Linked DNA regions of Homo sapiens: region 1 is linked to region 2. The links are chromatin contacts, found by Hi-C or POLR2A ChIA-PET in ENCODE. All regions are on one chromosome and are shown on one strand. Each heading gives the region's core, a stretch centred on a gene start or an enhancer-like site at or near the end of the contact. The rest is flanking DNA. Distances are from core to core; before and after follow the strand shown. Region 1 holds the start of EOLA2-DT (EOLA2 divergent transcript). Region 2 has its middle 27 kb from the start of MIR2114.

The links. A loop is a pair of places that touch in the nucleus more often than their neighbours do. ChIA-PET counts read pairs that join two places held with the same protein, here RNA polymerase II (POLR2A). Pooled maps may share reads with other maps.
Region 1: a pooled map shows a loop between it and region 2 (10-fold over the local background). The contact joins the promoter of EOLA2-DT here to the enhancer-like site in region 2. A Hi-C loop is called at or near these places in 3 of 168 maps with a recorded cell type or tissue (K562, Right ventricle myocardium inferior and psoas muscle), 1 of 37 single-sample maps with no recorded cell type and 7 of 50 pooled maps. POLR2A ChIA-PET finds 5 or more read pairs at or near these places in 3 of 52 experiments (BJ, HEK293 and RWPE1).

Annotation. Positions count from the first base shown.
Region 1 is chrX:149,937,298-149,941,406 of GRCh38, forward strand. It overlaps EOLA2-DT (EOLA2 divergent transcript), which reads left to right and starts at 1,251. Exons shown (of 12, transcript NR_027456.1): 1 at 1,251-1,489; 2 at 3,362-3,589. EOLA2 (endothelium and lymphocyte associated ASCH domain 2) reads right to left here and starts at 1,194. Exons shown (of 5, transcript NM_001013845.2): 1 at 896-1,194; 2 at 136-183. RefSeq lists silencers at 1,640-1,909, 2,020-2,099, 2,380-2,439, 3,090-3,199.
Region 2 is chrX:150,198,685-150,202,647 of GRCh38, forward strand. No RefSeq gene overlaps it. Among named protein-coding and RNA genes, the nearest start is that of MIR2114, 27 kb to the right of the region's middle. Within about 2 kb of position 2,432, at least 7 of the 41 ENCODE cell types and tissues checked have a DNase peak (open chromatin) inside an H3K27ac peak, as active enhancers do; they include psoas muscle, where a contact is called at or near this core.

The DNA of each region.
Region 1 (4,109 bases), core at 1-2,500, 260 kb before region 2:
TTAGCCAACCCTTTTCTCGTCATCACCACAAAATCACAACAACTGTGTGTGTGTGGAATCCCTAGTAGGAACTGATGTAACTGAAAAGGCAAGAAGGGGGTTGAGTCCCCTCCTACCTGGTGCTGCAGAGAGTACCTGCTTTACGGCCAGAGGAGGAAACACTCTTCCACTTGGTTTCTTTACCTGCACAACAAGGAAGATAAAGAGGAAAGGTCATTAAATGCAAGTCAGCAAAGCTGGTTAATGGCCCTAGGAAGGTCTTCTACTCAGCAGGCATTGGAAACCAAGAGCTGGGAGGGCCGGTCCTAAGAGTAACACATGTGCACCTCACTCACGGTTTGGTTCTGCTAATCAGAGCGGTGGGACCCTCCACATCTGTCTGGGTCACAGGGTGCACCAGTCCGCAGAGCAGAAAATCATTTCAGCAAGTTGAGTCACATTCCTACAGCTGAGCACGCTCCATCCGAGGGGAGAAAAATCACACTTCCCCTCCCATTGTCATCGGACGAGGGTTTGGGGGGCCTAAATCCCATTGTCCACTGCTTAATTCTGGTTAGGTCATGCTGAGCACGGGGCCACAGGCCACAGAGCTATGCACCGCCCGGCCTGGGGTCCAGGCGAGCTTACAGCACAGGGGCCAAGCGGGAGGCAGGGAAGACCGGGCCGAGATGGGGCCGCTGTGTGTGGAGCAGCACTTGCAGACGCAGGTCGCGGGTACACGCGCTTAGAAGGAGGGGGGCCGAGACCATGGGGAGAGCAAGGGACACCAAAGGGCGCTTCGGGCGCGCCCCGCACGGGTTCTCTGCCCGAAACCCAGGGGAAAGAAACCCCAGCCCGCAAGTACCGTCTGCAAGAGGGCCGAGCACACGGGCTCCGGCATCAGGGGCCCTGGTACCTTTCAGCCGCGGCCGGTCTCACGGCCTCTGGACCCTGAGAGTCGTGGGCGTTCAGGGCCGACTCTGGCTTTTGGCCTCAGAGTACAGTCCTCCGCCTCCTCGCGACCCAGCGAGGCCACCGGAGCCAGCGAGGAGACGTGGGCCGCGGTGAGAAGAGAGAGCACCCGGCTCGTGTCAGGGCTGTAAGGTAGCTGCCGCTTACTCCCGGAAACCGGTGGCCAGTGACAGATGCTAGCGGTCCATAACTTCGGCTTTCATGCAGCTCCCGTCGTCCCTTTCATGAGGAACGTACGTGTGCGCGTAATCACGCACGTACGTACACCACGCACGTACGCAGGAGGCCCGTATTCAGCCACGCCTATACACCGCCAAATCGCTAGGAAGCCACGTATTCACGAAGCCACGCAGTGACGTCGCCACGCACGTACGCACGCACTTGCCACAAGGAGACGCTGTTCAGTTTACCGGATCCTGTCCCGCGCCAGCCAACCAGGACAAGGCCGGGGAGCTCGAGACAGGCAGCCTAGACCAAGAACCGGAAGGAGGAAAAGGAACCGGAGGGAGGAAGAGGAGGGGCGGGACGAGACCACCAGGCAGGATTTTTAAGCCCAGAGCTGCGAGACCAGCAGGAAGGAACTGGGAGAAACCAATGGGGAGGGGATGGGGGCGGGGCTGAGAGGAGGAGGGCGGAGCTGGGGGAGGGGAAGGGCGGGAGTGAGGAAACCGCTGGGGCGGGGTTGAGAGTGGGGCGGGGACTTGAGGGGATGGGGCGGGGACTTGGGATGGGGCGGGGACTCGAGGGGGTGGGGCGGGGCTGAGAGAAACCATTGGGGGCGGGGCTATGGGCGATCTGGGCGAGGAGAGGCTGCAGGAGGAGCTCGCGGACTCCTGAGAACCAGCGCGGGGAGGGAGGGGGCTGGTGAGAGGAGGAAGGTGGGGCTGAAAGAAACCAGTGGGGAGGGGTTGGGGGCGGGGCTTTGGAAGCTGGTGCTGGAGAAGCAGGGCAGGGCTGGGGGAGGAGTGGGGCGGGGCGGGGTTCGGGGGGGGCTGGGGCTCGGGGAGGGGTGGGGCGGGGCTGAGGGAACCGCCGGGGAGGGGCTCGGGGGCGGGGCTTTGAAAACAGCCTTTGGAGAAGCGGGGCTGGGGGGGCGGGGCAGGGCCGAGGGGAACCTCTGGGGTGGGGCTGGGGGGTGGGGTTTGCACGCAGCCACAGGAGAAACAGGGCGGGGCTCAGAAAAGGGTTGGATCGGGCTGAGAGAGACCGCTGAGGGGGGTGCTGGGGGCGGGGCTTTGGAAGCACCCGCGGGAGAAACAGGGAGGAGATGGGGAGAGGCGGGGCTCGGCGCGGGGCGGGGCTTCGGAGGCAGCCGCGGGAGAAGCAGGGGGGGGTTCGGGGCAGGGCGGGTCTGAGCGAAGCCATTGGGGAGCGGCTGGGGGCGGGGCCTTTTAACCAGCCGCAGGAGGAGCCGGGTGGGGCTGGGGCGGGGCGGAGCTGAGAGAAACCGCTGAGGATGGGCTGGGGGCGGGGCCTTGGAAGCAGGCGTTGGAGGGGCGGGGTAGGGCCGGGCCGAGAGAAACCACTGGGGAGGGTCTGGGGTCGGGGCTTTGCCATCAGTGGTGTGAGGAGCAGGCCGGGGCAGTGGGCAATTGAGCGAGGAACAGCTGCGGGAGGACTCCGCGGACTCCTGAGAACCAGCTTAGGGGAGCGGCGGCTTGGGGAGGTGTAGGGTGGAATCACGAGAAAGCTCTGTGGGAGGGCCTGGTGCACAGCTCAGCTGCAGGGTGGAGCTGAGGGAAAGCCGGGCGTTCCTGGAGGAGGAGCAGGGCGAGGCTGTGGCAAAGCGCTGTGGGAGCAGATGGGGCGGGGCTGCGGGAAAGAGCTGGAGAAGGAGGAGCCAAGCTGCACCAAGGCTGGCGGGTGAGAATTGCGGGGGAGGAGCTAGTGCAGAGCTGGAGGAAAGAGCTGAAAGGTTGTTGGGGTGGGCAGAGGGGTAGGAGAAGCGAGACGGGGCTAGAGGAGGCGGAGCTGGGAGCGGTGATGAAGGGGTAGCAGGGCGGGGCAGTGGGAAAGAGCTGTGGGAGGAGGAGCTGGGGGTAAGAAGCTGGGGCTGTGGCTGCAGCGGGGACTGGGTCAGAGCTTCTGGAGGAGCCGCCTGCAAGAGGAGGGCGTAGTTGTGGGAAAGAGCTGTGGGCGGAAATGGTTAAGTGCCGGGTGGAGCAGGGGCTGGCGTCGGAATAGCTGGGGCGGAGCTGCGGGAGGAGGAGCTGGGGGGCGGAACTGTGGGAGGAACAGCTGGGGCGGAGCTGAGGGAGGAGGAGCAGGGGGGCAGAACAGCTGGGGTGGAGCTGTGGGCGGAGCTGCAAGAGGAGAAGTTGGGGACGGACTTGCAGGAGGAAAAGCTAGGGGTGGAGCTGTGGGTGGAGTTGGGGGAGGGAGCTGAGGCCCTTCTGTGATGCACCCTTAGGCAAGAGTCCAAACTTTCCCGCGGCGACCTAACTGCACCTCCAGTGTCTTCCCCCAGAGGGCACAGAAGCAGCAAGAAGGGCGGGAACACTTGACTGGGGTCCATGCAGCTCTAGGCTGAGTCTTGCAGGGCTGAGCCCCCCAGGCCTGCTCTCCTGTGTCCTGGCCGCTCCGTCAGTGCCTGCCAGTGGGGTCCAGAGGGACCGTTTTTTTAACGCCTCTTTTGCAGGTAATGAGAAACATCCCCACTCTTAATGTCTTGCCTCCTCCGGCCTAAGTCGCCCAGCACACAGCCCAACTTCCCTGGCAAACTTGCTTTTCAAACTCTCTTCTCTCAGTCACGGGCTCAGGTTCTGTAGTGCTGCCATGCTTTACTCCTCTGTCCCTCCCCTTATCTAGTCTCCCGCATTGACTTCATAACCAAGTTCTGGGTCCCTGCCTCTGGAGTGCCTGATGAGACAAAACGGCTCCTCGTCCTGCATCCCCGCTGCTACTTCCAGAATTCAGGCCTCGTGGTCTGGAGCCTGCACTGTTCCATGAGCCTCCTGAGCAACCTGGAGTCCTCTGTCTTTCTTCCCTCAGGTCTGTCGTCCACATTCCATCGGCTCAGTTTCTAAGTCACAAATCTGTCCCCAGCAATCCTCTAGTGAAAACGCTGCTGGGCCTTCTCAGGTTTAAGTCCTAGCAGTTCAGGGAGTCGGCTCAGCTCTCCCCACCCTTAAGCCAAACACTCTTTGGGTTCACGCTGT
Region 2 (3,963 bases), core at 1,182-3,681:
AGATCAGGTGCCTCCTGTGTAGCAGGAAGTATGCAGCAAGTGGGACCAGACCCTGACCATGAGAGCCACACTCATGGCCATGATATCCTCCATAGGCCACTGATGACTTAGATGTCCCCTTCGATGGGAGAAGAAAATCTGGGGTGGAGGGGCAAGCCACCAGCAAAAGGTAGTAAGTCAGAGCTGCCAAAGAGCCAGTAGCCCCTGGGCTGTCTTCATACAGGCTCAGTTCTGAAAACAATAGCCCTGAACCCTCTTGGTCTAGTCACTCCAGTGACTATGATTCAAAAACAACTGGCAGTTGGTGGTGTACTCCGGGCAGTAAAAGCAGTCAAAACCACAGAAGTTGCCCTGGAGCTTCAGAGTGACCTCTTAGCACCACTTCTCATATGCTTTTAAAATTCTGATTATATTATTCACAGCTCCTCAATGGCTCTTTACTCCTAAGCATTCAGAGGCTCCTATAGAGGTAGAGATGGCAGAAGGGGCCATGAAGGGTTCTGACAGGAGGTGACTTGGTCCACACTTAGTTTGGAGGGATTTACTGGGAGCCATTCAGGCGGCCTGCAGGCAAGGGCCTGGAGCCGCTGGAGACCCTGGGCGTGGTGTGGTTTACAAATCCAATACAGAGATGAGCAGATTGTGCTTCTGGGTGGTGGCCTGCCTGTGAGGGGAGGGAAGGTGGCCTTGGCCAGAGTCTGGACAGCCTGAGGCCTTCTTGCAGCTGCTCCCCCACCTCCCCATCTCCCAAAGCTGCCGTTGGCCTAATATCCTGTTCTCTGCCCAGAGACTAGCCCCCTGTGAGGAGAGCTATGTGAGGACAGCGTCTCTGTTGGAGTCTGGGCCTGGGGGCCCAAGGTTTGGCCCAACTCTGCCTTCTTCCCTGGAGATACCCATTCTTGCAGCCCCCTCTCCCCTGAGTCCACAGTGGCCACATATTTGGATTCTAGCCCACAATTCAACCTTCCATCAAGAGGAGGGAGCAGTGTCTAGCAGCTGCAAAGCTCCCAAGGGCAGGCCAAGGCTAGGAGGCCTCAGGTTGCTGGGCCTGGGGAACCCAGGTTTGTGAAAATGCCCCCACCCTACCTGTTGTCAGCCTTGTCACTCCCTCTGGGGGTCCCTCAAGCTACAAAGCTCTCTTTGGATGTTTCTGGTCTTCTGTGTGCCTGCTCGGCACTAGATCAGAATGGCTCTCTACAAAGCAGCTTCTCTCCTGTAGCTGCCTCTGCCAGCCTCCCCCTGACCCTGGGAATTTGTGTTCTCTCCAGCTTTTTCTCACAGTTTTTTGCCCTAAGACTGGCTCATCTTTGTGGAGTTGCCTTCCCGGGGGCATGGTTGGAGCTTGGCAGAGCAGCCATGGCTTGAAGCCAGCAGGTCTAGTGGAGTTTCTCCTCTGCCATAAAGAACAGGAAGACTGTTGCAAAGATCCCTTTCTGTACAGCCTCTCACTTAAGCATCATTGAAATCCTAAGTCAGATACTAATGGGATTCTCATTTCATGGAGGAGCAGACCACGCCTGAGAGAGGGTGGCTGGACTGCCCAAGATGGTGCGGAGGTAGAAATGGATGGGGAACCCAGAGCCTTCAAACTCCCAACCACATCAAGGTGCTGCTTAGCTCCCCTCTGGGAACACAGCCCTCAACAAAGAGTGGGCCTCCTCCCTGCTCTAAACAAAAACCCAGCAGATGGTGGAGCAGGTTTGCTGGAAGCCTCAGCTTAGGCCTCAGTCCATTAGGACCACCCTAAATGGGGAGGTGATGTCTTTGGGTGCATATTGCAGAATGTGTGGCAACTCCAGTAGAAGAAACTCTGAGCTCAGTAGCACAGGTGGCCCTATCCTCAGGCCCTCTACAGTGCTGCAGCCACAAGCGCCCAGCGCTCCACTCCCAGTAGACCCTGCCCCTGGGCCTGCCACCATTCTCCATGGCTGACAGGCTGAAGGCTGAGCTTCTAAGCCACCCTGCCCCACAGTATGTCCCACTACTCCCACTGGGTGGGTACCCAGGATAGGTGTTCAGGGAACAGAAAGTGAGCTTATTCCTCCTTCAAGGAACTTCTTGGAACTTGCCCAGTGAAAACTGTTCAGAATTCTGAAGAATTCTAGAATTCTAGTACCAAAGTCTGGGAGATGGACAGGGCCCTCAGAGCAGCTTGTGCAGATTCTCCAAGGCGGGGTGAGCATCAGCGGCACTGGGGCTGCTGAATACACTGCAGATTTCCTGGGCTCCATGCCAGAGCCACTAAATCAGAATCTCAGGGTCGGAGCAGGGGTGGGAGTGTAGCCAGCTGCATTTTTGAAAGGGATCCACAGGTGGTTCAGATAGACTCTACAGGCTGGGGAAGTGAAGGCCCCAGATCACACATTGAGTCATCACAGACTGGGACCGGAACTGTGGTCCCTGCCTCCCACTGTGGGGCTCTCTCTCCTATGTCATCAGACCTAGCTGGCTGTCAAGGCTGCCAAGGCTGAGGAGCTATGTCCATGAGTCACTTGCTGACAACACTCATCCTGCCTTGAGGGCATGAGTCATAGCAGACCACAGCTGAGGATGGGCAGCTCCAAAGATGTCAATGGGAGACGGTGGGGATGCCTCATCTATCCTGCTGTCCTAATACTGGGTGCTCGGTGCCCTGGAGCAGGAAGAGTCCCAAGATGGAACCGCCAGTGCCTCTTGGGCAAGAGAGCCCAGTCTTTCAGAAGGAAACCTGCACAACTTCAGTTCAGTCTTCCATCTGGTGCTGTGGATCCAAACATACTGTTTTTCCAGCCCTCAGCCAGGAACCGGAGTCACTCCAGTGAACGGGCCAGATGCAGCACCTGCCCTCAGGAAACTGCAAGAAGCAAGAAGCCCATCACTGGGATGAGGCGCACCAAGGGGCAGTGCAAGATGATGCTCTGGGCATGCCAGTAGGGGCTCAGCCAAAAGATGGAGGGGAGCACGGAGGCCACTCGCAGGCAGAAGGAACTGTGTGTGCACATGAGGAAGGGGAGGCCCAGGTGGCTGGTGCCAGAGTGGAAGTGGAGGGCCAGGGACCATTCAGTGCGGCCGGGAGTGGGGCAGGGCCTTGGAGGCCCAGTAAGGATGCTTTGTTTTTTTTTTCAGAAACATGGAAAAAGGGCCGATAGGTATGTGAAAAGATGCACAACATCACTAGTCATTAGGTAAATGCAAATGATAGCCACAATGAGATACCACCTCACACCCACTAGGGTAAAAAAAAAAAAAAAAAAAAAAAAAAGAACAACACATGCACAGAAAATAACAAGTGTTGGCAAGGATGTACAGAAATTGGAACGCTTGTACATTGCTAGTGGGAATGCAAAATGGTACAGCCACTGGGAAAACAGTTTGGCAGTTCCTCAGAAAAACATAGGATGACTATATGACCCAGGAATTCCACTCCTGGGTACATACATAGCCAAGAGAATTGGAAACAGTTTTCCCCACAATGAATGTCTATCACAGATTCACGATAGCCAAAAGGTAGGGACAACCTAAAATGTCCATTGATGACGAATGGATAAACAAAATGCACTATGTCCACATAATGGAATATCAATTCAGCAATAAAGAAGAATAAAGTACTGATCCATGCTACAACACTGATGAACCTCAGAAACATGATGCTAAGTGAAAGAAGCCAGTCACAAAAGACCACATGTTGTATAACTCCATTTATATGAAATATCCAGAATAGGCAAATCCACAGAGGCAGAAAGCAGATTAATGGTTGTCAGGAGCTTGGAGAAGGAAAAATGGGAGAGTGACTGCTTAATGGGTATAGGCTTTCTTTTGGGGGTGATAAAAGTGTTCTGCAATTACATGGTGATTGTTGCATAATGTTGTCAATGTAATTAATGCCTAAGTATACTGAATTGTACACTAAAAATATGAACTGACAAATTTTATCACACACAGAGACACACACATATACCACAATAAAAAGTGAGGGGACCGATG